Regions from separate parts of the Homo sapiens genome. Here region 1 is linked to region 2. Evidence: read pairs that join two places in POLR2A ChIA-PET (ENCODE). Cell type or tissue: PC-9. All regions are shown on one strand. Links, peaks and the distances in the headings refer to the core of each region. The heading gives the core; the rest is flanking DNA. Region 1 has its middle 40 kb from the start of ACSL3-AS1. Region 2 overlaps ACSL3 (acyl-CoA synthetase long chain family member 3).

What was found. Peaks named below come from ENCODE experiments on the same cell type or tissue, not always from the same donor. Only the 100,000 strongest peaks of a DNase experiment are listed, where the experiment ranks them.
Region 1: POLR2A ChIA-PET joins it to region 2 with 18 read pairs; 2 of 35 experiments call an interaction of 5 or more read pairs at or near these places.

What each region holds. Positions count from the first base shown.
Region 1 is chr2:222,952,282-222,967,808 of GRCh38, reverse strand. No RefSeq gene overlaps it. Among named protein-coding and RNA genes, the nearest start is that of ACSL3-AS1, 40 kb to the right of the region's middle. RefSeq lists an enhancer at 7,327-7,426. In PC-9, for the core only: CTCF peaks have their summits at 7,959 and 8,166; a DNase peak (open chromatin) is centred at 8,328; H3K27ac peaks cover 1,099 bases.
Region 2 is chr2:222,876,277-222,891,803 of GRCh38, reverse strand. It overlaps ACSL3 (acyl-CoA synthetase long chain family member 3), which reads right to left. Exons shown (of 17, transcript NM_004457.5): 2 at 3,916-3,974. Among named protein-coding and RNA genes, the nearest start is that of ACSL3, 23 kb to the right of the region's middle. In PC-9, for the core only: no CTCF peak of the experiment used is centred there; a DNase peak (open chromatin) is centred at 9,103; H3K27ac peaks cover 1,521 bases.

The DNA of each region.
Region 1 (15,527 bases), core at 7,294-9,793, 77 kb before region 2:
CTCTCAGCACACTAGAAACCAGACATCTCCCTGGCCTACCCCACCTTACTCCCCAGTCTAAGCATCAAAGGGTCCTCCTTGAAACAAATTGATAGCCCCACTGGAAACATCTCTGCATTCTGGCACTTAGGATGTCCTCAATCTCCCAGACGCAAATCCATCTACCTGACAGATCTTGTTCACATGCACGATTTTTCATTGCCTCGCACTTCGACTTAAATGAACGAGGATGAAGACTGTGCAGTTATTTCAGAATAGAGACAAGTTTTTTAAATGACTCCAACCAAAACAAAGATAAGTTAAGCTATAGAACACAAAATAAAATCCTCTAATTAGAAATTAGACCCATGAAACAAAAATAAGATGCTATATCAAGAGGAAAAATCAGATACCAAAAAAAAGAGCTATTGGAAATTTTTTAATGACTGCAAAAATAGGAAAATTCATTACAAGGTTGGAGAATAAAATCCAGATGACTTCCCAAAAAACAGATCTCAAAATAAGAGATAAAAAAGGTAATAGAAAAAAATAGGAGACCTAGAAGACCAATCTGTGGATCCAGTGTCTGACTAATAGAACTAATACAAAAAAAGAGAAACCAGAAGAGACAGAGAGAGAGGAAGAAATTATCAAAGACATAACAGAAGACAGTAAGAATTGAGAGGTGGGACTGATCACTGAGGATTCAGGTAGTCAGAAAAGTCGGCACAGAGGAGGGAAGTTTTCAGCCCAGCCTTGAAGGATGTTCAGGATTCTGACCAGTGGGAAGAAAGAGAGGTCTCAAGATACAAAGCCCAGCAAGCAAAGAATTCAGACCAGAAAGAGCCTGAGTTATGCCTACAGAAGCTGCCTAGATTCAGATTCAACCACCATTTCTCTAGCATTGGCATCTTCAGACATTGTTCCGAGCCCCTTTAATGCTGCACCCAGTGGAATCCTCACAACCATCTCACAGCTCTCATGTATAGCTCAGGACACTCAGCCTAGGAGAGAGAGGCAATGCATTCATGTCACACAGTGGTTGATTCTAGAGTAGAATTCACACCTATGATGACCCCAGGCTCTAAGTCCCTCACTCATAAATCTCATCAGGGATGAGAGTTCTCACAATTAAAAAGAGGGCTCTATGACTAGAAAGGTAAGTTGAGGGTAGATTTTCAGGGGCCTAAAATATTAAGTAAAGGAGTTCTTTTTTTTCATATGACACAGTCTTGTTTTGTTATTCATACTGGAGTACAGTGGCAAGATTATGGCTCACTGCAGCCTCAACCTCTGAGGCTCAGGCAATCCTTCCACCTTAGCCTCCCATGTAGCTGGGACTGCAGGCATGTGCCACCATGCCCGACTAATTTTTTTTTTTGTAGAAACAGGGGTCTCACTGTGTTGCCAAGGGTGGTCTTGAACTCCTGGCCTTGAGGGATCCTCCTGCCTCAGCCTCCCAAAATGCTGAGATTACATACATGAGCCACCACACCTGGCCAGGATTTCTAACTGTATCATTAAAGCAATGAAAAGCCATAGGAGATTTCTGAAAAGAAAATGACACAGTGAAGGTGGTGTTTGAAGAGGATAAAGCTGACAGCAGTTGGAGCAGTCGGGAGGGAAAGAGACCTCTGAAGCTGTGACTATGGCTCCTACACAAAGGAGCTGGATCTGCCCATGGGAGCTGGCAGTGGAATGAAAGAACGAGAATTCAAACATGCTTCAGCAGTGTGCGGGGAATGCACATGAAGTCTTTGGCCTTGACCTTTACTTGTAATGCACACCCTAGCAGGGTAAGGGGACATTGTCCGTGCTCCTCCCCTTGGGTCCCTTTTTACTGTTTTTGTGTTTCCCACCTTCTTTCCTGTACTTTTGTTTCCTGTGCTTATGCCAGCACCTGTGGCTCTTCTTGAGAGGCCAGGGCTCCTGGGGCAGGTTTGGCCCAGGTGCAGGGAGTGGAAATGGAGAAGCTCTGAGCTGCCAACCCCCTCAGGCCCTTGACCCACAATGGATGGGGACAGGGATGTAATAGCCCACTCCTGGGCCTTGGCTAGAGCATCTCTTCCCTTCCACAGCCCCCTGCAGGATTCAGTGGGAGCTTCCTTCTGTGGACATGGGAGAACCACTCTCACACTTGGCCTCCCGGTGTTCTGCTGCTCCTACCATGCCCTCCTGGGGACCTGGGAGTGCATCCTCCACCTGTCACCCACACACCCTCACCTTAAGGTCTGCTTCTGATGACCCCAGACTGAGACAGATAGGGGAAAAGTAAGAGCAAGCTTGAAACAGGGGAAGGAGAAGGAATGGGAGGAGATTAGCCCTCAGAGTCTGCTATAGTTTGGCTGTGTCCCCACCCAAATCTCATCCTGAATTGTAGCTCCCATAATTCCTTCATGTTGTGGGAAGGACCCGGTGGGAGATAATTGAATCATGGGGGTGGTTTCCCCCATACTGCTCTCATGGTAATGAATAAATCTCATGAGATCTGATGGTTTTATAAGGGGTTTCCCCTGTCACTTGGCTCTCAGCCTCGCTTACCTGCCACCATGTAAGACGTGCCTTTCACCTTCCATCATGATTGTGAGGCCTCCCCAGCCATGTGGAACTGTCAGTCCATTAAACCTCTTTTTCTTTATAAATTACCCAGTCCTGAATATGTCTTTTTTTTTTTTTTTTTTTTTTTTTGACAGAGTTTCACTCTTGTTGCCCAGGCTGGAGTGCAACGGCACAATCTCAGCTCACCACAACCTCCGCCTCCCAGGTTCAAGTGAGTCTTCTGCCTCAGCCTCCTGAGTAGCTGGGATTACAGGCATGTGCCATGCCCAGCTAATTTTGTATGTTTAGTAGAGATGGGGTTTTTCCACGTTGGTCAGGCTGGTCTCGAACTCCCGGCCTCAGGTGATCTGCCCGCCTTGGCCTCCCAAGTGCTGGCATTACAGGTGTGAGCCACCACGCCCAGCACAGGTATGTCTTTATCAGCAGCATGAAAACAGACTGACTCAGAGGCCCACGTGTGATGCGATGAGGAGACTTACTCCTTACTGACCATGGTGCTCGGGCACAGCGGCCCCACAGGATGTGTATCTGGCCTTGTGAAGCAGCTCCGAGACAAGACTCAAGCTGCTCCCAGAGTCTGGAAAGGTTCCTCTGGTCTGCAAGAGATCTTGAGGATGACCCAGGGGGTCCTTTAGGAGTTAGCATTATTGCTCCACAGCCTATCTTGCAGAAATTTCCTGTCCTGGAGTTTAGAGAACTGCAAGAAGGAAGCCTCAGCGTTCAGAAGGCAGGCAGAACTTTGCTCTCAGTGCAGCTTATTCCTTAAAACCCACTGGGGGAATTACAAAGAAGCACCCTCTTTGTAAAATGTTCTTGTTTCATAGTTTAGGGGAAGGGAGGAGACACTCACTTTATATTCTAATTAAATACACTCACTTTATATTCTAATCCCTCTGAGGCACATGCAGGGATTAGACAGGAAGCCAGTGGAGGTGTCCTGTCACAAAACCAAGCTATGAGCTTCTGACCCTAAGAAATACACATCATTTTACCCTAGAGTAATTTAGTTTGGTGGCAGACCTTGGGGTTCCTTGCTCCATGAGAAACAACATTCTCATCCCTGGTGAGTTCACTTTCCAGTAAGCCTCCTGACCTCATCCACTGTTGAGAAGTTACCTGCCACCAGTAAAATTTTATTCAGTTGCTGGTATGGTCTTTGGATAGGCTGTGCCATTTCTTTGTTGATATCTATGTCATATTTTAACTGAAAAAATTTTAACGCCCAGAGAGAACTTTCCAGACCTACAGTTTAGTGAAGACAGGGGATGAAAAAAAGCCCACTGTGGCCCAAAGTCCTGGAGCAAAAAGAGGAAATAGAAATCCGTCTGTATTAGTCCGTTTTCATGCTGCTGATAAAGACATACACCTGACCCGGAAGAAACAGAGGTTTAACTGGACTTGCAGTTCCACGTGGCTGGGGAGGGCTCAAAAATCATGACAGGAGGTGAAAGGCACTTCTTACATGGTAAGAGAAAATGAAGAAGAAGCAAAAGTGGAAACCCCTGGTAAACCCACCAGATCTCATGAGACTTATTCACTATCACGAGAATAGCACAGGAAAGACCGGCCCCCATGATTCAATTACCTCCCTCTGGGTCCTTCCTGCAACACGTGGGAGTTCTAGGAGATACAATTCAAGTTGAGATTTGGGTGGGGACACAGCCAAACCATGTCATTCCACCCATGGCCCCTCCAAATCTCATGTTGTCACATTTCAAAACCAATCATGCCTTCTCAGCAGTCCCCCAAAGTCTTAACTCATTTCAGCATTAACCCAAAAGTCCACAGTCCAAAGTCTCACCTGAGACAAGGCAAGTCCCTTCCACCTATGAGCCTGTAAAATCAAAAGTAAGGTAGTTACTTCCTGGATACAATGGGGGTACAGGTATTGGGTAAATACAGCCATTCCAAATGGGAGAAATTGGCCAAAACAAGGGGGTTACAGGGCACATGCAAGTCTGAAATCCAGCGGGGCAGTCAAATTTTAAAGCTCCAAAATGATCTCCTTTGACTCTAGGTCTCACATCCAGGTCACACTGATACAAGAGGTGGGTTCCCATGGTCTTGGGCAGCTCCATCCCTGTGGCTTTGCAGGGTATAGCCTCCCTCCCAGCTGCTTTCACAAGCTGGTGTTGAGTGTCTGCAGCTTTTCCAGGTGGACGGTGCAAGCTGTCAGTGGATCTATGATTCTGGGGTCTGGAGAATGTGGCCCTCTTCTCACAGCTCCACTAAGCAGTGCCCCAGTAGGGACTCTGTGTGGGGGCTGTGACCCCACATTTCCCTTCCGCACTGTCCTAGCAGAGATTCTCCATGAGGGCCCCACACCTGCAGCAAACTTTTGCCTGGGCATCCAGGCATTTCTATACATCCTCTGAAATCTAGGTGGAGGTTCCCAAACCTCAATTCTTGATTCCTGTGCATCTCAGGCTCAACACCACGTGGAAGCTGCTAACTGAGCTGTACGTAGGCCCCTTACAGCCATGGCTGGAGCAGCTGGGACACAGAGCACCAAGTCCCTAGGCTGCACACAGCACGAGGACCCTGGGCCTGGCCCACGAAACCACTTTTTCCTCTTGGGCCTCTGGGCCTGTGAATGGAGGGGCTGTCTCAAAGGTCTCTGACATGGCCTGGAGATATTTTCCCCATGGTCTTGGGGATTAACATTAGGCTCCTTGCTACTTATGCAAATTTCTGCAGCTGGCTTGAATTCCTCCCTAGAAAATGGAATTTTCTTTTCTATTCCATAGTCAGGCTGCAAGTTTTCCTCTGCTTCCCTAATAAAATTGAATGCCTTTAATAGAACCCAAGTCACCTCTTGCATGCTTTGCTGCTTAGAAATTTCTTCCACCAGATACCCTAAATCATCTTTCACAAGTTCAAAGTTCCACAAATCTCTAGGGCAGGAGCAAAATGCCACCAGTCTTTTTGCTAAAACATAACTAGAGTCACATATACTCCAGTTCCCAACAAGTTCCTCATCTCCATCTGAGACTACCTCAGCCTGGACCTTATTGTCCATATTGCTATCAGCATTTTGGACAAAGCCATTCAACAAGTCTCTAGGAAGTTCCAAATTTTCCCACATTTTCCTATCTTCTTCTGAGCCCTCCAAACTGTTCCAACCTCTGCCTGTTACCCAATTCCAAAGTGGCTTCCATATTTTTGGGTATGTTTTCAGCAACACCCCACTCTACTGGTACCAATTTACTGTATTAGTCTGTTTTCATGCTGCTGATAAAGACATACCTGAGACTGGGAAGAAAAAGAAGTTTACTTGGACCTACAGTTCCACATAGCTGGGGAGGCCTCAAAATCATGGCAGGAGGTGACTTCTTACATGGCGGCGGCAAGAGAAAAATGAAGAAGCAGCAAAAGCAGAAACCCCTGATAAATCCATCAGATCTCATGAGACTTACTCACTATCACAAGAATAGGATGAGAAAGACTGGCCCCCATGATTCAATTACCTCCCCCTGGGTCACTGCCACAACACTTGGGAATTCTGGGAGATACAATTCAAGTTGAGATTTGGGTGGGGACACAAACAAACCATATCACAGTCTGACAGTAAGATTGGACTAATCATGTAATATATGATAGATATATCATAGAAATAGAAATCAGTAAATGATTAAGGTTGATTTAGATTAATATTTGAGATTGTTCCAGCCAAAATATGACACAGACATCAACAAAAAAAATGGCACAGTCTATCCAAGGACCACACCAGCAGCAAGGCAGGTGAGGGTCAGACCATATGGAAACTTGGGCACCAAGAAAAAGGAGACTGAATTCATCATAACAGCCATGAAATGCCATTGAAAAGCTTGTAAAAGAATATAATATAATTAGCATATGGTCAAGTAATTCCATTGCTAAGTATATATCTGAGAGAAATGAAAACACATCTACGCTCAAAAACTCTTATATGTGAGGCCAGGCACAGTGGCTCATGCCTATAATCCCAGCACTTTGGAAGGCTGAGGTGGGCAGATCCTTGATGTCAGGAGTTCGAGACCAGTCTGGCCAACATGGTAAAACCCTGTCTCTACTAAAAATACAAAAATTAGCCAGGCGTGGTGGCACATACCTGTAATCTCAGCTACTCAAGAGGCTGAGGCACAATAATTGCTTGAACCCCAGAGGCAGAGGTTGCAGTGAGCTGATAGTGCCACTGCACTCTAGCCTGGGCAACAGAGCAAGACTCCATCTCAAAAAAAATAACAAAAACTCTTATATGTGAACCTCTCAGAAGCATTATTCAGAATAGCTGAAAAGGAGAAACAGCCCAAATGTCCATCAAGTGACTAATGAATAAACAAAATGTGATATATCCATGCAATAAAATATTATTCAGCCAAAAAAAATGAAGTACTAATACGTGTTACAACATAGATAAACTTTGAAAACATAGTAAGTGAAAGAATCTAGTCACAAAAGACTATGTATTATATGATTGTATTTATGTGAAATGTCCAGAATAGGCAAATCCATAGAGACAGAAAGTAGATTCGTGGCTGCCCAGGAATGGGGTGTGGGGGAACAGGAGGTGACTGCTAATGAATACAGGGTTTCTTTTTGGGATGATGGAAATAATCTTAAAATTAGATTGTGGTGATGTTTGCACAACTCTGTGAATATATTAAAAAGCATGAATTTTATGCCTTAAATAGATGAATTGTGTGGTATGTGAATTATATCTCAGCAAGTTATTTTTTAAGATGTAATTAAATTTATGTTTTGGAAAGATCAGCCTGGCAGTCATGTGGGAAAAAATTAGAGGAGTATAGAAATGAATGCAGAAAGGCCAGTGAAGAGGCTATTTTTACCATCAACGTGGTTATGAATGACAGAAGGCACGAGTGGAGGTGGTGGTAGAGAAAAGTGAATCACTCGAGAGAGACTCAGAAGGCACAAGACACAGGAGTTGGTGCTTGGTTGGCTACGTGCACGAGGGTGAGGGGGAAGTCCAGCATGACTCCCAGGTTCTAGCCAGATGGAGAAGTGCTACACTCACCACATTAGAGCAGAGTGCAAGAGGACCAAGCTTGCTTCTGTGCACAGGGTTATTACGAATTTAGCTTGGAGGTACTTTTGAGACATTCAAGCAAAGATGTTTAGCAAGTAGAGAAAGTGCTACAACAGACATGTGTGGGTAACCTTCATGTAGCAATGAAGCTCTGAGATTGGGTGAGACCACCTGGGAAAAGAGGACTGAGCCTAAAGAACTCACTCTGTTTCAATGGCTGGATAGAAGAGGACAAGCTGAAGAAAGGCCACGAAATGTAGGGGAAAGCCAGGGACGTCATCAGGGAACACCTGGGCTTCAAGAACCATGGATCTGTGGCATTGAATGGTGCTGTGAAGTCAAGGAAGACAGAACTAAACTGTGTGCACTGGATTCAGTGACATCGTGTTTTGGGGGCTGTCTGAAAGAGCTGCTTCCCTGGAATGATGTGCCCAGAAGCCAAATTGTGTTGGGCTGGAGAGTGAATAAGAGGGGAGGAGATGGAGATTAGGGGTCTTGGGTTAGGTTTTTCAGATGCAGACTGGGACATTCAAGTGCAAGTGATTGATTAAAATGCCCCAAGAAAATGCCAGTCAGGGGAGGGAAAGGAGAACAAAGAAGACAAGAGAAGGAGGCCAACCAAGGTGCAATCTCAGGAAACGCCAGCAGAGTGTGGCTTCAGCCGGATCCTGGATCCCACTGGAGAGCTCTGTGGTGTCAGTTGTTCCAGCCTGAGGCGAGGGAGCGTGGCTTTCAAGCATTGCCCCTGAGTCACCCTGAGTAAATTCTAGGAACTTCTGGAATGTACTGAAATTACCTAGAATATATTCCAAGGCCTTCTGGATCTGTGGAGGGTGGAGGTGGGAGCTGAGTGGTTCTCATAGCCCAAAGGCAGTCCTCATGAAGCCATAGTGCTGGGTGTTAGAAGCAAAAGCACGCTGAAGGGGGGCAGGCACACACACAAAGCAGGGATTCAAAGGTCTGGGTGGACAGCCAACACTGTCTGATACATCAGATAAGAAAACATTATTTTGAAAAGTTTGACTTTGAAGAATAGGAGAAAGACAAAATCATAGCTGGAGGGGAAAAGGGACAGTTTTGATTTAATGGGAACAACTCACAAATGTTTAAAATCAACATGAAGAGTCAAGTTGAAAGAGAGAGGTAAGCTATTCAAGAAATGAAAGGATAATTGATCATAGAAGAGTTGAGAAAGAAGAAAGAGAACAGGTGCAAAGCACAGATGAAAATGTTGGCCTTCCGTTGACAACTTGCAAAGGGCACTCAAATACAGAGCTCATTCAAACCTCACAAAATCATGGGAGACTTTTTTAATGTGCCTACTCCATGCAGCCTTTTTTTACATGAACTATTTCATTTAATCCTGATAACTCAGTGAGGTAAAATACTATCACTTTACAGATGAAGAAACCAAAACTCCATTAGAATTTTGATTGGCTGCATGTGACTGGAAACTCCAAGAAATAGTAACATAAACAAGTTAAAAATTTGTTTTTTATCTCATGTAAAAATGTCCAGTGGCAGGCAGTCTTGGCTTGGTATGGGGCTCCTTGATAATTAAGGACACAGGCTCTTTCTGTCTTGCTAATGCAGCCATCCTGATGCATGGCTTCCATTCTCAAAGTCACCTTGCGGCCCAAAAAGCCCTCTAGAGGTCCAGCCATTACATCCCAATTCCAGGTAGTAGCAAAGTGGTGAAGGAGAAGGATCTAAAGTACCATATAATGATTCCACTTATTTCTCTTTTACCAAAATTTAGTCTCATTATCACACCCAGGTAAAGTTACATCTAGATTGCAGTTCTTTAGCTGAATCCACCGCTGACTGAGTGAGTTTGGGGTTCTGTTGCCAAGAAGGAGTGAGAAAATGGGATAGGAAATCAGCCCTCTGAAACACTGAGTAATTTGTTGAAAGCTATCTGTACTATCTCCACTACTCTTCAACATGTACTATAATCTTAGACAGTACAGCTAGATAAGATAAACTAAGCAGAATCATACAAATTTGAAAAAAGTGAAACTATAGCTATTTGCAGATGACATGAAAGAATACCTGGAGAATCTTAGAGAATCAATGATAAAACTAGCTCAAAAGATTCAAATAAGATAGCAGGATAATAAAGCTAATGTACAGAAATCAATAGTCTTCATATACGTAAGCCATAACCAATTAGAAAGTTTTATGATAAAACCTCATTCACAATAGCAACAAAGAAGGTATAGCAATAAACTTAAGAAATGTGCAAAATCTACATAAGAAAAACTTTAAAACAATTCTAAAAGAAAAGTTGACATGAACGAATGAGAGACATACTATATTTTTATTTTCTATTATTATAAATTTGAAAAATCTTTGTGGGTAGATAGCCATTGTAAATATTTATGGGGTACATGAGACGTTTTGATACAGGCATGCAATGTGAGATAAGCACATCATGGAGAATGGGGTATCCATCTGTCCCCTCAAACATTTATCTTTTGAGTTACAAACAATCCAATTACATTCTTTAAGTTATTTTCAAAATACAATTAAGTTATTATTGACTATAGTCGTCCTATTGTGCTATCAAATAGTAGGCCTTATTCATTCTTTCTATGTTTTTTGGTACCTATTAACCACCTTCACCTCCCCCACAATCCCCACTCCCCTTCCCAGCCTCTCATAAACATCTTTCTACTCTCTCTGTCCATGAGTTCAATTGATTTTATTTTTGGATCCTACAAATAAGTGAGAACACACCTTGTTTTTAAATAGGAAGAATCAATATCATAATGATATCAGGTATCCTTATTTTATAAATGTAATATCCATTCCAGCAAGCATTTTTATGTAGCTAGAGATATTAATACTGAAATTTATATAGAAAAGCAAACATGCAAGAATGACCATTAAACACTGGAAAAGAAAACACTGAAAATGGAATTCTATAAGGAAGGACTATCCCTACCAGACATTGGAACATACTATAAAGGTTCCATAATTAAAACAGTGTGGTACTGGTGCATGAGTGGATAAACTAATGAAGTGGAATAGAAAGTCCAGAAATAGACCCAAATACATATGGAAATTTAGCATATAACAAAGCAGCATCTCAAATCACTAGGGCAAAATTTACCTTTTAATAAACAGTACCTGCATATCTAATTAGCCATTTAGATTAAGAGAAAATTAAATCTATACTTTAGACCACATACTGAAATAAATTCAAAATGGATTAGGAATCTAAATCTATTAATAGGTCTCCACCCCCAGGCTACACCCATTCTCAGGCCTTCCGACTCTGAATACATCATTGGCTTTCCTGGTTCTCCAGGCTGTAGGTGGCATAGTGTACGATCTCTCAGCCTCCATAAGTGTGAGCCAGTTCCCATAATCAATCATGTATAGTCTCCTATTGGTTCTGTTTCTCTGGAGAACCCTGGCTGGTACCACGACTTCCAGGAGGTGAGTAGTAATGAGGGTTAAAGGGTGGGGGTGGGAGCAGGGTGAGGAGTTTAGGGGAAGGATAATTTCCCGAGTGTGTACCTTTTGGTATAATTATGTTATAGCATATATGTAGAATCACGTTAACGTTTCACATATCCAAATAAAAAGGATGGGTAGATAGACAGATAGATAGATAATTAAATGAGAAGGAGTAGGAAAATACCCAAAATTGAAAGTAAGCAGAAATAAACTAACCTATTTTCAAGTAAATTATATAAATACACTGAAGGGGGTTGAACACTTACTGGAGTAACTTTTGAATTCAGAATTTTGACCATATACCCTCAAGCTAAAGTCAAAAATGAACTGTAAACAAACATTGAATTCTAGTTCATATCTTCACTTTCCACAGTGATATGGTTAGCAATTCTGCAATGACTTTCTGGCCAGGCACAGTGGCTCACACCTGTAATCCTAGCACTTTGAGAAGCCAAGGTGGGAGGATCACTTGAGGTCAGGAGTTTGAGACCAGCCTGGACAACATGGTGAAAATACAAAAATACAAAAATTAGCCAGACATGGTGGTGCATGCCTGTAATCCCAGCTACTTGGGAGGCTGAGGCAGGAGAATCGCTTGAACCCGGGAGGTGGGGGTTGCAGTGAGCCGAGATGGCGCCACTGCACTCCAGCCTGGTGACAGAGCAAGACTCCATCTCAAAAAAAAAAAAAAAAAAATGTCTTTCTGTGTGTTCTAAGATTGAGGATTTAAGTGACTCTATTCTGAATAAGGGGAGCCAGGTTTATAACTGTTGAAGAGTGTTACAGACACGGAAAGAAGGAAGGCTAGAATGAACCTTGTGTTGCTGGGTTAGTATTGGAGGTACCAGTATGAACTCAAGGTTTTAGGAGGGATAGAAGGATGGACAGACAGAATAAAGCAAAGAAGAAAGGAAAACAGATACAGATAGTAATATAGGGTGTGTATGTGTCTGTGTGTGTGTGTGAATACATATGTGTATTTATTAATGCTGTCCTCTGAGACAGCCTAGAAAGAGTGACCCCCTCCCCCAGTAGGAATGAGTACATCTAGCACCTAGATCTTAATTGAGTCCTGGCCCCCAGGAGGAGGTGGATTTATTTATTTACTTATTTTTCTCTTGCCCTAAAGGACATTAACAGGACAACTAGAAAAATTTGAATAAAATCTATGTCATTGTTAACTAACCGATTTAGGTAATTGTGGCCATATAAGATAATATTGTTTTTAGGATATACACTCTAAAATATTTAGGAGTAAAGGAGTATCATGTCTGCAACTTACTCTCAATGGTTCTGAAAAAAATTTGAGAGAATGATAAAGCAAATACGGTAAAATGTTAACATTTGAAGGATTTGGATGAAGGGCATACTGGAATTCTTATACTATCTTTGCAACTTTCCTGTAAGTCTGAAATTATTTCAAAATATAAAATTATTTTAAAGAAGCCAATAAAAAATGTTAGCTCAGGAATTCTGAAGGTGGCACAGAATTGTGACTGGTTATTAGAGTTCAAACTGTATTAAACACCAGTCCAGGGAGACTGGTGTCCCTTACAAAAAAGGAACTTACAACACAGTAATTACAGTTTCGGGGGGGAAGTTGCCAGACTAACACCCCTTTTGCCATTAAAGTTTGCTACTTTTCTATTCAAAAAACATAGAAGGAAATTCATTCAAGAAAATGTGGGAAATGCTGAAAGCTGTAAACCAGATGATAGGCTAGTTTTCATTATATTTGTGTACACACTTATATGTGCCTTTTCATAAAATTAGGATAGGATCAGATCATGTTTTATACACTTTTATATGCTCCTAGTTTTGGAATATTATAAGCATAGCTCTTGCTATTAAAATTTTTTAAAGGTGGAGAGGGTTGAGTCAGTCATATTCCCCAGTGAATGACATGTTCGTGTGTGTTATATTTGTACTTAGCAACAGTACTTTTTACCTTCATTCCCTTCATCCCATTCTCCTCTTGTTTGTATGCGCTCCTGTAATGCACATAGCTCTGTGCAATGCATGCATCGTACACAGCTCATGCTGTCCTTAATGTTTTACTCAGCATGCTTCTAAGTTCCCTTTAGTCCACGACTTCTAACTGCTACAGATACTCAAATATTTTTAAACAGATGAATTTTCATGATTGCATAAAACATCATAGGACTGTACCATCATTTTCATCTCTTTCCCTGCTGTTGGCAAATAGATTGTTGCTGTTTTCTTCTTTGTTCCTTGCTCCTCCCAAGTCAGGAGTAAGACGAGTTTGTGTGTATGTCTACTGTGTGGCCATGCCAAGTCTCCTTAACATCTCTGAGCCTCAATTTTCCACAAATCTAGGGTTGAACACGGACTTGTAACACTGATATGCGAAGGACCCAAACAGAAGGAGGAGGGATTACTGTGGACAAAGCACTTGGCGACAGCAGTCTATATTCTACAAGGCTCAGTTCCAGGAGCCCAGTTCCTGGAGTAAGGATCTCAGTTCACACTACAATCCATAAGAGGCAGATCTGCTTTGACATCTTTTGCAAATTAAAAAAAAAAAGTGGGCAGAAAGGAGGGATCTAGGGAGATTAACATGTTGACCCTGGACTCATCTCTTGGGGTAAGGTGGGAGGGTGCACTTACACCTCACTAGCAATTTGATAACAGCTGGACCAACCAGCAAGCCACTCCAGAGACACTGGAAAGATGACAGTGCAGCCTCTCGACCCAGGAGAATCCCTGGAAGCAGCACCACTGCGACCACCATTTCCCCAGTGCAGAGGTAGGCATGGGCATGGGCATGGAGGTGGGGAGGTGTCTGGGCAAACATGGGCCCAGAGAAGGCTGCCAGAGATAGCTAAGGACATGCCAGAGGTAGCTAAGGGCATGGCAGTATGCTTTTGCTCCCCTAGAACCTCCCCATCAAAGTGAAGGGGACCCAAAGAAAGGCTGGGTAGAAATCCTGTTGGGACTGCGGTGGGTGTCACGCTCCCATAGATGCCCCACAGCAGGAGGCTCTGGGGGAAGTCACCAGGTGACAGGCTGCATTTGTCTGAGTTCACCTGAAGGAGCCAGCATCAAACATCGTGAGAGGTTGAGAGAAACAACATGCATTAAAGAAAATGTGGTACAAATACACCAGGGAATACTATGCAGCCATAAAAAGGAATGAGATCACGTCCTTTGCAAGGTCATGTATGAAGCTGAAAGCCATCATCCTTAGCTAACTAACACAGGAACAGAAAACCAAACACTACATATTATCATTCATAAGTGGAAGGTGAACAATGAGAACACAGGGACACAGAGAGGGGAACAACACACACCAGAGCCTGTCAGTGTGGCGAGGAGAGGGAGAGCATCAGAAAAAATAGCTAATGCATTGGGAGCTTCATACCTAGGTGACGGATAGATGCAGCAAACCACCATAGCACACGTTTACCTATGTAACAAACCTGCACGTCCTGCACATGTATCCCAGAACTTAAAGTAAATTTTTTTTTAAAGAACCAACATCCAGGCTATTAGCAATGATGTCCCACACCAGCTGGAAATGATACCACAGGGAGAGGGAACAAGGAAAAGCCAGAGGGTCTACAGTGCGAATCCTGCCCCTTCCCTGTGAAGTTATTTAAAAGTCCAGGGCCAGGGGCCAGGAGGGAGCAAATAAAGCCCCCAGAATAACCATAAATGGGCATGAGGCATTGCTGTGAGGTGAGGAACTTGTTCTAAAACTGGGCTGTAGTGATGATTGTCCAACTCTATAATTTACTAAAAATCATTGAATTATACACTTTTAAAATGATTGAATTTTATGGTATGTAAATTATACCTCAATAAAGCTATTTTTTTTTTTTGAGACGGAGTCTCGCTCTGTCGCCCAAGCTGGAGTGCAGTGGCGTGATCTCGGCTCACTGCAAGCTCTGCCTCCCAGGTTCACGCCATTCTCCTGCCTCAGCCTCCCGAGTAGCTGGGACTACAGGCGCCCACCACCACACCCGGCTAATTTTTTGTGTTTTTAGTAGAGACGGGATTTCACCGTGTTAGCCAGGATGGTCTCGATCTCCTGACCTCGTGATCCACTCGCCTCGGCCTCCCAAAGTGCTGGGATTACAGACGTGAGCCACCGCCCCTGGCCAAAGCTATTTTAAAAAAGAAAAAATCCTTAGATGGAAAATTTAATCATAAAATGTGGCCTCAATTTTAATATGCAACCCAAACTAGAAATAGCCAGAATGACTGAAGTCTCAAGAACAGAATAATTATGTTGCCTACTCTAAGCCAAAGTTAACAGAACTCCATTCTAAGGATACAGCAGTCTTTAGGTTTGCACATATCTAGTGTGTCCATTTATACTTGGTGCTACACAAGGCACCTGGCACAGTGCCAGGCAGGTGGCAAGCCAGCAGCCAAATGTTGTTTTATTAACTGCTCAGGGCAGATGGTCAGTGCCATGCTTGGAACTGGAGACCAGGTGGGCAGAATATAGTAAAGCATCATGGGTCAGCAA
Region 2 (15,527 bases), core at 7,815-10,314:
TTAAAGATAAACATTGGAAAGGAGAGAGGGAGGAACATTTATTATAGCAAGTCTTTCCCATGAATATATCTACATGAAAAAGCAGTTTAACAAAGCCAACTTTTTAAGTTTCAGTTATCCAGTGTAATTTTAAAATTGTTTCAGTCCTATTAGTATGATAGCGGAAATAACAGTAGGACTCTTGAGTACTCTCCCTAAACTATAAATACAGTCCCCTCAATTTCCCCAAAACTGATCAAGACCCACTATTTCTTTAAAAAACAGCTTTTATCCCTCTTCTAGATAAAAATCAACAGGAAACAGAAATCAGGCAAAGGAATATATATCTTTTTCAGTTAGATACACAACAGGGATTTTAAATACATATACACACATGCATATGTGCATAAACACATACACTAGACTAGACTGAGCTCTGCTGCCAATTACTAAGAGATCTTGAGCAGGTCACTAAATCTTAATTTGTTCACCATTAATATTGATGCAGTTCAACTAGATCGATTTTAAGACTATATTCTACTGATGCCTAGGGTTCCCAAAACTGATTAAGACAATACTGAATAGGATTCTTTACTCTTTTCAGTACTACTCCTTATTTATTCCAATCATTTCCTACAAAATGATTAATGAGAAAGCCAGCTATATAAGTATTTCAGGAGAACATGAACTATTGGATTACTTAATGACATCAACCTGGCTCATGAATATTTGAGGATCTTCATAATTCCAACTCAATCCAGCTACGTACTACATTTGGCATTACATGAACCTGTACTAAGGAGAGTGAACAGACAGCCTAATTTTTAAGTGAAGGTTGTGTTAGTTGAAGTAACAAATTCACTTTTAAATATACCTCTTTTCGGCCAGGTACAATGGCTCACGCCTGTAATCCCAACACTTTGGGAGGCTGAAGTGGGCAGATCACTTGAGGCCAGGAGTTCAAGGTCAGCCTGGCCAACATGGAGAAACCCCGTCTCTATTAAAAAATATAAAAATTAGCCAGGTGTGGTGGTACGCACCTGTAATCCCAGCTACTTGGGAGGCTGAGGCACAAGAATCACCAGAGTCTGGGAGGCAGAGGTTGCAGTGAGCCAAGATTGCGCCACTGCACCTCAGCCTGGGCCACAGACCAAGACTCTGTCTCAAAAATAAACAAACAAACAAACAAATCTACCCACCTCTCTTTCCCCCAGGGTGAAATAAAAAATAAAATTAAAGAAAATTCAAAGGCCAGAGGAAAAATATAACAGTTCCAAACATACAAAAAAAAAGTTAGCAAAAGTAAATCTAATGAACAAAGTATGCATATTTGAGAGAAGACAGCTCTTCCGGTTATGTTTAACCTTTGAGAATGTAAAAGAATTAAAGGTTCTGAAGATTTTCAAGATGATTTTAAAATGCTTATTCCATTTATAAGAGGTACAATAGCTTAAAATAATTTTGCAAGCTAAGTCTACCCAGAATATATTTTCTTTAATTTCAACGATTTATATATCATTCAGTAAGATTACTTAGATGTTTCCTTTTCTCTTCCTCCACTCCCCTTCCCACCCCCAAAAGCCCAGTTTCTTATCTGTAGTCTGCATGGACCAGCTAAAAAAACAAAGTTAAGAAAAGGAAAATAACATATAATTAGAACTTAAAAGTATGTTGTGGAAATATACAGAATAAATAACCTGCATCACAATTAACATATTGTCTTCATTTGTACTATGTAAAGGTTAAGTAGCTAAAAATAAGGTTTAAACATCCGATTACTTCCTTTAGTCAATAGTCTTGTGTTGTATTCAAATATTACTTGCTTTTTTATCTTTAAATTCTTTACAACATATTTTCTTCTTCCTACAAATTCCCAATTATTTTACCACTAAGAAAAGCTATTCCTGAACAACATATTTCAAAATCAAAGCAACTAAGATCACCAGTTGTCTTCCCTCTCACCTCCATTCTCTGCTGTGTCATTCCCTGGCCTCTGCAGCTTTTCTGCAAGTGCTCAAAAACCAGATTACACTTAAAAACAGAAGACACAGAAAAAAGGAATCCACCTTAAGTAGCTATGAGAAACATCTGGCCCAGCTCTTAAAAACCATTTTCCTCTGAAACCAAGGGAGGAGCAAACTTGCTGCTGTCTCCGTCTCCTTCCATACTTCTCATCTAGGTCACTTTCACATACAAATCCAAATTTGCTTCGCTACATTTCTTAAGAAGTTTAAAATGTTTCAATCCGACAATCACACAAAGGACACGTACAAATGTGAATTAACTTCCATTTTTACATTATCTCTTAAATCATGGGACTTCTGAACATAAGCAATTCCCAAACGTGAAAAGGTTGAGTTCTAAGTTTCGGGATTCAAGACACTGGGTTTCCCAAGTAGTTCATGACATTCCCTTTACTTCATCGCACAGTTAACCTATATAACATGACTACGAGTCTTATTTCTCTTTTTAGGCAAAATTATGACAAAGTTATCTTTGTCACTGTACCATAGTACTTCTTCCTGTGCACCACCCTCCCACATCAGTTTCTGACGGCCTTTTCCCTCCTCAAATATCCTAAGTACCCTACTGAGCACACATAAATGCACTGAAGCTCCAAAACCACTTCTTCACCTACACAAACCTAGCTGATCCTCAACAGTAATTACAGTCATTTCTATAAATGTCTACCTATTTAAAATCTATCATTTAATATGTCATAATTATCTTTGCAATTTCAATTTTATTGTAAATCTGCTAAACTCTCTTGATGCATTCTTAGCTAAGAATTCAAAGTTTGGAGTTCCCATAACCCATTAACTACTAAAAGAAATTTGTAGAGGAGTACTGTGTTACAATGGGTTTACCTAGTCACTTCAAAAGCACTCTTAATTTGATCACGTATATCCCTCAAAGAGACGCAGGCACAGACATGTCTAAAACAAAGTGAGGCGTACTATTAAAGTGGACAAAGTATATTCCTTTTTCCATCACATCTACTTCATTAAAAGATGGCAATCTTGGATACGCAAACAAAGCGTCGCAAACAAAGCGTCTGGAAAGATACACTCTATGAAAATAAGGGATAATCCCTAGCAAAAGAACCAGGGTAACATAGGAGTTTCCTGTTTACTTAGATGCTCCTACATTGCTTACAGTTTTTAATAATAAACATATTACTTGTGTGATTTCCTTTTAAAATCAGTTAAAAATGTTAAGATTAATAAATTCAACTGATATGAAAAAAGACTTCGAAATGAGATTCTGAAAAGAAGGATGTCAACTATCATGATTCTAATGGATAAAATGCTTACTGCCTTTACGTCATCATCAAAGCACTTTACCAACATAGACTATTCCCTACAGCAGTCCTACTCAATTTTTTCATTTCACAGAACGCTAAAAACCTTCGTCCTTAAATTTTTGCCCTAAAATTTCATAAACTCTAATTCACTTCAGATGACACAGAAAGAATAAAATTGTGCTATATTTCTTATGCCCCATGACAACTGTAATAACCATGCAGAACCTTCTATGGGTTGACAAAAAGCCCTTGAAACTACAATCTCTACTAAAATGTCCAGTTAGAAATTTACAGTAACATTCATACAAATTTTAAATGACCATCACATATTAAAATGGTCTAATTCATGCTAAACTATCCAAAATAAAGAGGCCACTGAGTTCAAATCCCTTGCAGATACTTAGTGAAATTCAAGTTAAGGAAAGGAAGATAGACAATACTGCTCAATGACATGGTTTAATGTCCCAATTGATTTATACAGAATTAAAGTAAATATAAAACTATCTTCCATATATAATCATAAAATGAGAATTACAATTTTTTGGTCAATTTAGCCATAATTGGTTTTAACTTAATATTTATTTTATAACAAATAAAAGAAATCTATTGTAATAAAAAATTAAATATTTTACCAGTTGACAATGGTAGGAGGTACTAGGTGCTTTGAAGATATGCGCCCTTGTGTCAAAACCTGTCAAAACAAACATAAAAAAGACAAGCATTACTACTCATATTCTAGTTAATCAGAGCCGAATGCCAACTTTTTCCTGGAACTATTTTACTTCTAAACCTCACATGAAAAGTTTCCGGTGAGTTTTTCTGGAAACACCAACCTATCACGCTAGCAAACAAAATTTTTATCATGTAACTTTTCTTCAAAAACATATAGTACACACACTACACACCAGTAAGAATGCCCAAAACCCAAAACACTAACACCACCCAATGCTTGCAAGGATGTGGAGCAACTCTCATTCATTGCTGGTGGGAATGCAAAATGGTACAGCCACTACGGAAGTTTGACAGTGTCATATAAAACTAAACATACTCCAAATATATGATCCAGCAACCACAGTGCTTGGTATTTACCCAAAAGAGTTGAAAATATGTCTACAAAAACACCTGTACATGCATGTCCATAGCAGTTTGATTCATAATTGCCAAAAGCTGGAAGCAATCAACATATCTTTCAACAAAGTAATGGATATATAAACTGTGGTACATCCAGACAATGGAAAATGAGTCAGTGTTGAAAAGAAATGAGCCATCAAGCCATGACAAGACATGAAGGAAACTTAAATGCATATTACAAAGTGAAAGGAGACAGTCTGAAAATGCTATGTACTGTATGATTCCAACTATATGACATATTGGAAAAGGCAAAGCTATGGAGATGGTAAAAGGATCCATGGTTGCCAGAGGTTAGAGCACAGAGGAGGATGAATAGGCAGAGCACAAAAGGACTTTTAGGGCAATAAAGCTATTCTGTATGTATTATAACGGTAGATACATGTCATCATATATTTGTTAAAACCTGCGGAGGGTACAGTACTAAGAGTGAACCCTAATGTAAACTATGGACTCTGGGTGATAACGATGTGTCAATGTAGGTTCATCAGTTATAACCAATGTAGCACTCTGGGGAGGTAGGGGGATGTTGATAAAGAGGGAGGCTATGCCTGTGTAGGGGAAGGGGTATATGAGAAATCTCTGCACCTTCCTCTCAATTTTGCTGTACACCTAAAACTGCTCTAAAAAATAAACTCTATTATAAAAAATAAGGTATTTCCAAAACTCAAAAAGTATACTATAAAGGCTGCGTTCATTTACTCATGATGATGATAAAGAATAAGTATTAAGATGTATATGTGGTGATATTAATACATTGTTTTTAAAAAACACTTTCAAATTTTTTCAATGATTTTCTCTATCACCTGCGAAGCAAACAGGTTAGCAGTCATTATATAGTTATTTTTAAGAATATATTAACAAGTAGAGCTAAAAGCTAAGTTTTTTTGAATCACTTAATTCAACATACCACTGCTTCATTAACTTTTAATTTGTTATTAATTTTTGTAAAAACGGACAGACCTTGCAGCCATAAAAAAGAATGAGTTCATGTCCTTCGCAGGGACATGGATGAAGCTGGAAGCCACCATTCTCAGCAAACTAACACAGGAACAGAAAAGAAACACCACACGTTCTCTCACTCATAAGTGGGAGTTGAAGAATGAGAACACATGGATATAGGGAGGGGAACATCATACACTTGGGCCTGTAGGTGGGTGGGGTAAGGGGAGGGAGAACATTAGGACAAATACCTAATGCATGTGGGGCTTAAAACTTAGATGATGATGGGTTGAAAGGTGCAGCAAACCAACATGCCACGTGTGTACCTACGTATACATGTAAACCTGCACGTTCTGCACATGTATCCCAGAACTTAAAGTAAAATAATAAATAAACTTTTTTTTTTAAAGTCAGGCATGGTGGCTCACGCCTGTAATCCCAACACTTTGGGAGGCTGACACGGGTGGATCACCTGAGGTCAGGAGTTCAAGACCAGCCTGACCAACAAGATGAAACCCCAACTCCACTAAAATTACAAAAATTAGCCAGGTGTGGTGGCGTGCACATATAGTCCCAGCTACTCTGGAGGCTGAGGCAGGAGAATCACTTGAACCCAGGAGGCAGAGGTTGCGTTAAGCCGAGATCATGCCACTGCACTCCAGCCTGGGTGACAGAGCGAGACTCTGTCTCAAAAAAAAAAGGACAGACCTTAAACTCAGATACTACTGGGTTCAAAATCCCTGCTGTTTCTTATTAGCTATGACTCCAGACAAGGTCATGCATCTATTCATCCAGGGGGGAAATAACTTAGAAATCTTCTTGTTATTAATAATTTCTTGTGCCAGTTTCCTCACATGTAAAAGAGAACAGTGCTATATATAATTCATATCCATAGTTGTAGAATTTCTATAAATAAAAAAGAGCAACAGGAGAAAGCAGGCTATGTATATTAACAGAAAATTCCACATTGTTTATTACCTATTAAAAATGGTTAACCTCATTAATTATCAAGGAAATACAAATTAAAACAGTATCATTTCCTACATTAAAATTTTTTTAATGAAAAAAATTCACAAGTGTTGGCAAAGATATGGCAAACAAGATAGATCTTGGCACTCTTACGGAAGTACAGCCAGTTAAGAGAGCAATTTGGCAGCATCTAGCAAAAGCTGAAAATGTAGACTCCTATGACCCAGCAATCCCTTTTGACAAATATGCCCTGGGGAAACTTATGTGCCATGCTTACTTTACCCTACTTTATTAAATGGCCCAAGGTGACAGGTCCTACTAGGTATGTAATTGGCCCTCAATAAATGTTAAAAATCTCTTCAACAAATATTTATTAAATGCCTTACTCAGCTCCAGACCCGACACTTTGCATTCTAAGAATGACACCATAGTACTGAAAAAAAAGAAAATTCCTAGTCAGTGGTAGAGCCTGACAAATCACTTTAACGTGGCAAAAACTATGAGAAGTGCATCAGCTGCATTAGGAAAACAGGCAATTGCAGCCTTTTGTCTAGGGTGGAGAAGACAAGGTCAAGGAAATCACTATAAACTGAGTTGATGCATGTATTTTTGTTCAAGCAGACAATAACTGCAGGCAATAATAACAATTATTTGTAAACGCGAAGGGAACTGTACAAGAAAAGAGAAATTTCAGAAGACTCTAAGTAGTTGTAGTAAGCTGAATAAAGGACCTCAAGGTTATCAGGCCCTAATCCCTAGGATCTACAAATGTTACCTTATTTGGAAAAAGACCCTAGATTACCCAGTGGTCCCTAAATGCCCTCACAAATGTCCTTATAAATAGAGAGGCAGAAGGAGATTGGACACACATGAAGGAGATGGTGACGTGAAGATGGAGCAGAGAGATTTGAAGATGCTGGCCTGAAAGATTGGACTGATAATAGGGAATGCCAGCAGCCACTAGAACTGAAAGAGGCAAGGAACAGGTTCTTCCCTGGAGCCTTCAAAGCTCTGCTGATACTTTGATTTCAACCCAGTAACACTGATTTGAACTTCTGGTCTCTATTAACATTAATAGAATAAATTTCTGTTGTTCTAAGCCTCCCAGTCTGTGGTGATTTGTTGCAGTGGCCCTAGAAGACAAATGCCTCACTGCCACTGTGAATGTTTGCTGCCCTAAGTGGTTGAAACATTATCCAGATCTCTTAAAAGTCTTCTAACTTTTATTAGCAGGGGGATGACATACTCGGATCTGTTTCATAATATTAAACCTGGTGCCAAATGTTGAGAATTTATTTGTGGAAAAAGAAACTAGAAACAGGAAAACCATTTAAAAATTCAAAATCCAGACAGAAGATAAAGTTCTTAATCACCAGATATTTGTGAAAAACCATCACTATCAAAGAAAGAGACAAACAGCAGACAAAAAGTGCCTCAGTGGAAACAGACAATGTAGGAAATGTGGGAAATTTTAAAATATGTCTATGTAATATTCTCAAAGGCATAAGAGAGGCTATTGCCATCTATGAAACAAGAATGCAATGCTATATATTAACAGAAGGAATAAAAATAAGAAAAAGTTCTTTGAAATTAATAGCAGCTGAAATTAAGGAGTCAATACAAGTGTCAGAAAATGAGGTGGAGACTCTTTTCCAGATAAAGAAGAGCAAAAGCAAGGGGTAGAATATAGAAAATTTAATTCTCATTTTAAAAAATAAGGTGTTAAATTAATCCAAGAGATTCAAGTTCCATTACAAGGAGTTCCAGAAATAGAAAAAAAGAACAAAGAGGCAAAAATTCCTGAAGCATTTTGCAAGCAGAAATTCCTAAAGCACACTGCAATATAATATCCCAGAGCTGATAAATACTAGTCTTCAGTTTGAAAGGACTGGGCAGATGAATGAGGGAAAAAATAACTGACTTCTAGACAGAGCCACGTAAATTCTCAAAGCTCAGAGTATAAGAATATCCTCAAATCTTCCTAAAAAAACAAAAGGCTGGCTGGGCATGGTGGCTCACGCCTGTAATCTCAGCACTTTGGGAGGCCGAGGCAGGCAGATCACCTGAGGTCGGGAGTTCGAGACCAGCATGACCAATAAGGAGAAACCCATCTCTACTAAAAATACAAAATTAGCCAGGCATAGTGGCGCATGCCTGTAATCCCAGCTACTAGAGAGGCTGACTGACACAGTAGAATCGCTTGAACCCGGGAGGGGGAGGTTGCAGTGAGCCAAGATCCTGCCACTATACTCCAGCCTGGGCAACAAGAGCAAAACTTTGTCTCAAAAAAAGAAAAAAAGAAAAAAAAAAAAAACAGAAAGCAAACCACCTACAAATAAGGTGATTCTATAACTGATCAACAAAGAAGGATACATATCAGAATAAAAGGAGGTACTATTAAAAAGTGTGATTTGGGCCAGGTGTGGTGGCTCATGCCTGTAATCCCAGCACTTTGGAAAGCCAAGGCAGGCAGATCACAAGGTCAGGAGATTCGAGCCCATCCTGGCTAACACAGCGAAACCCCATTGCTACTAAAAATACCAAAAATTAGCCAGGCATGGTGGCATCTGCCTGTAATCCCAGCTACTCAGGAGGCTGAGGCAGCGGAATCACTTGAAGCCAGGAGGCAGAGCTTGCAGTAAGCCAAGATCATGCCACTGCACTCCAGCCAGCCTGGGCGACAGAGCGAGAATCTGTCTTCAAAAAAAAAAAAAAAAAAACAGTGATCTGGAGGTATTCCAGACAAATCAGGATATATGGTCACCCTTCCTGTAAGGCAGGAATTCTCAACCCCCAGGCCACAGACCTGACAGCAGGTAGGCAACAGCAGGTGAGCAAGTATTACCGCCTGAGCTCTGCCTCCTGTCAGAACAGCAGCTGCATCAGATTCTCACAGGAGCAGGAATTCGGCATGCAAGGGTTCTAGATTGTCCGCTCCTTATGAGAATCTAATGCCTGATGATCTGAGGTGGAGCAGTTTCATCCCAAAACTATCCCCCACCCCACTGCCTCCTCGACCCCTGTCCATGGAAAAACTGTCTTCCACGAAACTGGGTCCCTAGTGCCAAAAAGCTTGGAGATCGCTGTTATAAAGAAGTAAGAATCATAATGGCATCAGATGTCTCAGAAACACAGGAAGGTAGGCAACTATGAACAAGGCCTTAAAAGTTTTAAGGGAAAGTTTTAACCTAGAATTCTACTCTCAGCTAATTTCCCAATCAATTGCAAGTAGAATAAAGAAATTTTCAGACTTTCAAGGACTTAGAAAATTTACATTCCACAAATACATTTTGCTAAGAAATTACTTTAAAAAGTCCTCAATCATGTGCATATATTCCTTTAAGTTTTAAAACAATTTTGTTAAGCCAGAATGATCTGAAGTTTTGTTACCTAGTTTACAAGAGCTGATATAATGCTGATTCCAAAACGTGACATACCACATAGGACAATCTCTTTAAAGAATATGAGGGAAAAAATCCTAAAATGTCAGCACATCTAATCCAGTTGAGTTAAAAGAATGATACACCATAACCAAGCATGGTTTGTTTACTCTGAGTGAAAAGATGCTTCACCATGAGAATTCTTTATTACTACCATCCTCTATATTTAACAGGCATAAGTAGGAGGGGAAAGGTGTGAGCATCACCATACATTTTCTTAAGTATTTAAGAAAAGTGAGGCCGGGCGCAATGGCTCACACCTATAATCCCAGCACTTTGGGCAGGTGGACCACCTGACGTCAGTTCATGACCAGCCTAGCCAACATGGTGAAACCCCATCTCTACTAAAAATACAAAATTAGCTAGGGGTGGTGGCGCATGCCTGTAATCCCAGCTACTTAGGAGGGTGAGGCAGGAGAATCGCTTGAACCCGGGAAGCGGAGGTTGCAGTAAACCAAGATCGCACCATTGCACTCCAGCCTGGGCGACAAGAGTGAAACTCCATCTCAGGGGTGGGGCGGGGAGTGAATATCAATTACTAAGTTTTAAAGGAACATCTTATTCAGAAACAAAATTGCTTAAACTTAAAAACAGTATATTTATTAGAAATCAACATTAAACATCATACTGAAAAGCAAATTCCAACCAAGTAAGGGACAACAAGGCCAACTATGATCATAATTATTATATATCAAGAAGGCTCTAACTCTATGCTGTCCAATGCGGTAACCGCAAGTGCCACTGCACACCTGAAACGTGGCTAGTCCAAACTGAGATGTGATCTAAGTGTAAAATACACATGGGATTCCAAAGACCTAGTAGTAAAAAAAGAACATAAAATAGTTAATTAATAAATTTTATATTGAACATATACACTGAAATAAGATTTTGAATATATTACATTAAACAATGTAATGAAATCAATTGCCTACTAGAAATGTAAAACTACATATATGGCTTACATTTACGGCTCTCAAGGCATGTCTTCTGAACAGCACTGCACTTTAGCCAATGCAATGAAAAAATAAACGACAGTTATGAATACTGAAAAAGACAGAATCATTATTGTGTGCAGATAAGTGCCTGCCTGACAAGAAAATCTGAAGGAATCATTTGAAAAATATCCAACCAGAGGGAGAATTCACAAAAATACTTCGATACCAAGTAAATAATAAAAATAGACAGGTTTTTTTTTGTTTTTTTTTTTTTTGGGAGACAGAGTCTCGCTCTGTCACCCAGGCTGGAGTGCAGTGGCGTGAACTCTGCTCACTGTAAGCTCCGCCTCCCGGGTTCACGCCATTCTCCTGTCTCAGCCTCCTGAGTAGCTGGGACTCCAGGCACCCACCACCACGCCTGGCTAATTTTTTTTTTATTTTTAGTAGAGACAGGGTTTCACCGTGTTAGCCAGGATGGTCTTGATCTCCTGATCTCGTGATCCGCCCACCTTGGCCTCCCAAAGTGCTGGGATTACAGGCATGAGCCACCGCGCCCGGCCAAAAATTGACAGTTTTTTTATATATTATTAATCACCAGTTAGAAATTGAAACGGAAATATAGTCACAATAGCAAACGCAAGTTTAAAATACTTCATGTAATATAACATTCATATTTACATATGGGTGTCTGTGTATGTAAAATGCTACTGATAGACACACACAAAAAAACCCTGAATATATGAAAAGACAGACTTGCTCCTGAGTAGAAAGGATAAATGTAATTCTGCCAAAATTAACCCATAAACCAAATGCAATCCCAATGAAAATCCTACTAGGATTTTTCTTACGTGTTTGTTTTGTATGCTTATGTGATATATTAATTCTAACATTTATCTAGAAGAAAAAACTTTGAGAAACAGCATATTTAATGCATATTTGCCCTATTCCATATCAAAACACGAATTGTTAATACAGAATTTTAAAACCAGAAATAGTCATGGGACTTTTGTATATGGCAATAGTGACATCACAGATCAGCAGGTAAAATCTTATTCAGTAAGTTGCACAGCATCAAAGAAAAATTTTAACAGAGGTAGTAGCTGAATTAAGTCCTGGAAAGATGAGAAGCAGATCCCTGAAGCAAACAACCAGCCTAGTAATACCTCTCTTCCACAGCTCCCATATTCCATAAATAGAAAAAAAAAAAAAAGGTTTATTATTGGTCTTTATTCTGATTCTGAAACAGTCTCCAGTGATGTCAACCCACAGTCCACATTGCCTGGCCTACGACTGTTGGGAAGGGAAGCACTGGCTCTGTTTCACATATGTGATACTGTTCTGTCCCCATCTCCAACACCGCAGACTACGGCAAATGTGTGCATCCACAGGTATCCAGCAGACCTGTGACCAGTGAAGCCTGTATCAAAAACATGAATGTGCTGGTCCAATCATACTCTTCTGTCCAAAACTTGGAATGGGGTATGGAATTGGAGAGAGACAGAAGCAGCTAAGAGGACTGTCAAAATAAACTCATCTTTCAAGATGCAGGATGAGTATAATTACCCACAGACAAAGCTGAATAAATCCCTCCAGGCTCTTATTCCTCCTTCACTCCTGCCTAACAGGGAGGCATGGGTGAGCATACAGTGAGTAATCACAAGTAGCCTGAGATCGCTGGAACACAGGAAATATATGGGGGGAGTTAGCAATGAAAATGTTGTAGATAGCATGAGATCGGTTTTCAAGTAAAGCATTTAACTAAATTTGTTTTTTATTTTATTTTATTTTTTTGAGACAGTCTCGCTCTGTCCCCCAGGCTGGAGTATAGTGGCACCATCTAGGCTCACTGCAATCTCCACCTCCTGGGTTCCAGCAATTCTCCTGCCTCAGCCTCCCACGTAGCTGGGATTACAAGCGCCCGCCACCATGCCCGGCTAATTTTGGTATTTTTTGTAGAGACAGGGTTTCACCCATGTTGACCAGGATAGTCTTGAACTCCTGACCTCAGGTGATCCACCCGCCTTGGCCTCCCAAAGTGTCGAAATTACAGGTGTGAGTCACTGTTCCCAGTCCTAAATGTGTGTTGTTGTTTTTTTTAAGAATGATTACTTGGGTCAACACAGAAAATAAACCGAAAGGGATTCCAGGTATGTGGTTATTACCACAGCCCAAGTGATGAAGTGCAGAATTTAAGGCAGTAGACACAGAAGAAACAGGACCAACTGTACAGGCTTCTCTGAGGTAAAATTAGTAGGACCTGTCAGGTAGGATGTATAGAGTAAGGGCTCTGAAAATTAAAGTCTACATTTCCAGAATGAAAGAATGGTGGCGTGTAACGAGGAATACAAGAAGAACAGACACAAATATGAGCGCATAAATATAGGGCTGGATGTTAAGTTTGTGGGAAAGACCAGAAGAGAGATTCACTATATTGTTAGAAATACAGGGCTGGGGCTCCAAACAGCTGAAGATGCAGAGGTCACAGTCATCATTGACTCTATTCATAGAACACAGAATTCCTCAGAAACAGTATATTCAATTGTAGGATAAAGGATTAAGGGCAGATGCCAGAAGAACCAACAAGAAAGGTAAAGGAACAGGAAACAGTGCCCTAGAAGCCAAAGACAAACACTTGTTGTCAGGAGTGTCAACAAGGCTGCAGAGAAGGCGATAAGCAGCAATGACATTAAAGTACAGCAAGCAGTGGGCCTGGCCTGAAACAATCCATCGCTTTCCTGCCTTCACAATCACATAATTTTTTAAATTACATTAGCATATATTACTCAACCAGTTAGTACATATTTACCAACAGAAAAGCTATTCTTCAGGAATTCCTGAGCTTCCATTAATAAGTATATACTGGTCATTCTGATATGAGATTTTTGGCCTTCCAAAAATTTTCTGGTAATATATTCAAATCTTTCAACTCAATTTAATAAATGCTTACTCAGTATCTCATGTCCATTACTGTGCTAGGTGGCAGGGATGCAGAGACTGATTCATTCATTCAACAAATGTGAGTGTCTCCTATACGCTGGGCACTGGGTGTGCAGCAGTGAATAAAGCACAGTATCTTTCTTTCTAGTGGAAGAATAAATTAAACTTACTCTCCCTGAAGGAGCTCAAAAGAAACACATTATGTTCTTGACTTATCTAAGAAAGACAGCAAATATAATTATTTCATAAAGCTATTTGAAATTAATAACAAGAAACAAAAACTGTGATCACCTATAATTAACATGCCTGTACTCTGGCATCATGTAATACAAAGAAATTTTATTAACTTAAATACACAGCTCCCAATTGTCTACGGGTAAATTATCCATGCATCAAGGGCAATTCCCAAATAGTGACTCACAATTCTGGGTAGTGTTCCATCCAAATTTCTAGCATGTAATCTAACACATGATGTAGTATATAATATATAGGCATTACATATGCCAGTTTTACACTATGTCCACCATTCTCCCCAGAAACATCAATGCAAAGAACAGAAACTGTTACATGCCTACAAAATCATTTCTGAACTAGGTATTTATAAAGGTATAAGTGTATATGTAGCCGTCACTGAGGTTAGTATCTAATAAAAACAACAAATGCCAATATAGATGTTTCTCACCAAAAAAGTAAATCTACGAATGTGCTATGCTTTTCATTCTCAATACCAAAGTTCAGATTTACATAAACAGGCCCTGAGTATTCAACTGATCCTGCCCTCATGGAACTTTCCATCTGGGCTATCATCTGCTCCACCTCTTCATTACAAGGAAAATCACAAAACTAACTTTTAAAAAACACCCTCTAAACAATCTAAGTACAAAACCATCTCTCAAGTACAAAACTCCAAAACTACTCTTAACCATAACCAGTCCTATTCCACCAACTCTTTCACTTCAATCCTTTGACCTCATCCAGAACTCCAATCCCCTTGAGCTCTCCACCATCTTTCTCAATCTATCAGGCCTCCCCCTGCCTGATCTCTACTGTTAATTGACTTATCCTGTAACACACCCTTTCAGTTCCCCAAGCATTCCCCATGTGTGTTCTTGTCCCATGCCTTTATGCTTGGTATGTCCCCTGGGTCCCATCTCCAATCCCCTCCTAACTCAGAAAAACTATGCTCTATCCAGAAGTAAAGGAATATAGATTTTCAATGAACTCTCTCCATCTATTTTTACCTCCATCGTTTATCTCCCCTCCTCCATCAAGGCTGGGTTAGATGTCCTTCCTATGAGCTTCCAAAACACTTCAGGCATACCATTAACGTAACTTATTACAACTGTATTTTAACTTTGCTTTTCTGTCTCCCCACAACAGACTGTGAGCTTCTTGAAGCAAGGACTTTTTTTTTTTCTCTGCTTTCCTAGAATCTAGCCGAGTATGTGATACATAGCGGGTATGAATAAATGTATACTTTTATAAATACTATTTTATATTCTATAATTTAAATAGGCATAAAGAAAATATTTTAAAGTCATAAAGTAGGACCAGGTATGGTTGCTCATGCCTGTAATCCCAACAGTTTGGGTAACTGAGGCAGGAGGAATGCCTGAGTCCAGGCGTTCAAGACCAGCCTGGACAAAATAGATCTAGTGTCTACAAAAAAAAATGTTTTTAATTGGCTGGCCATGGTGGCACACGCCTGTAGTCCCAGCTACTTGGGAGGCTGAGGTAGGAGGATCACTTGAGCTGGGGAAGTTGAGGCTGCAGTGAGCCATGATTGTGCCATGGCACTTCAGCCTAGGACTGAGATTCTGTCTCAAAAAAAAACAAAAAAACAAACAAACAACAACAACAAAAAAAACCATAAAGCAATAACTAGCTCTTGCT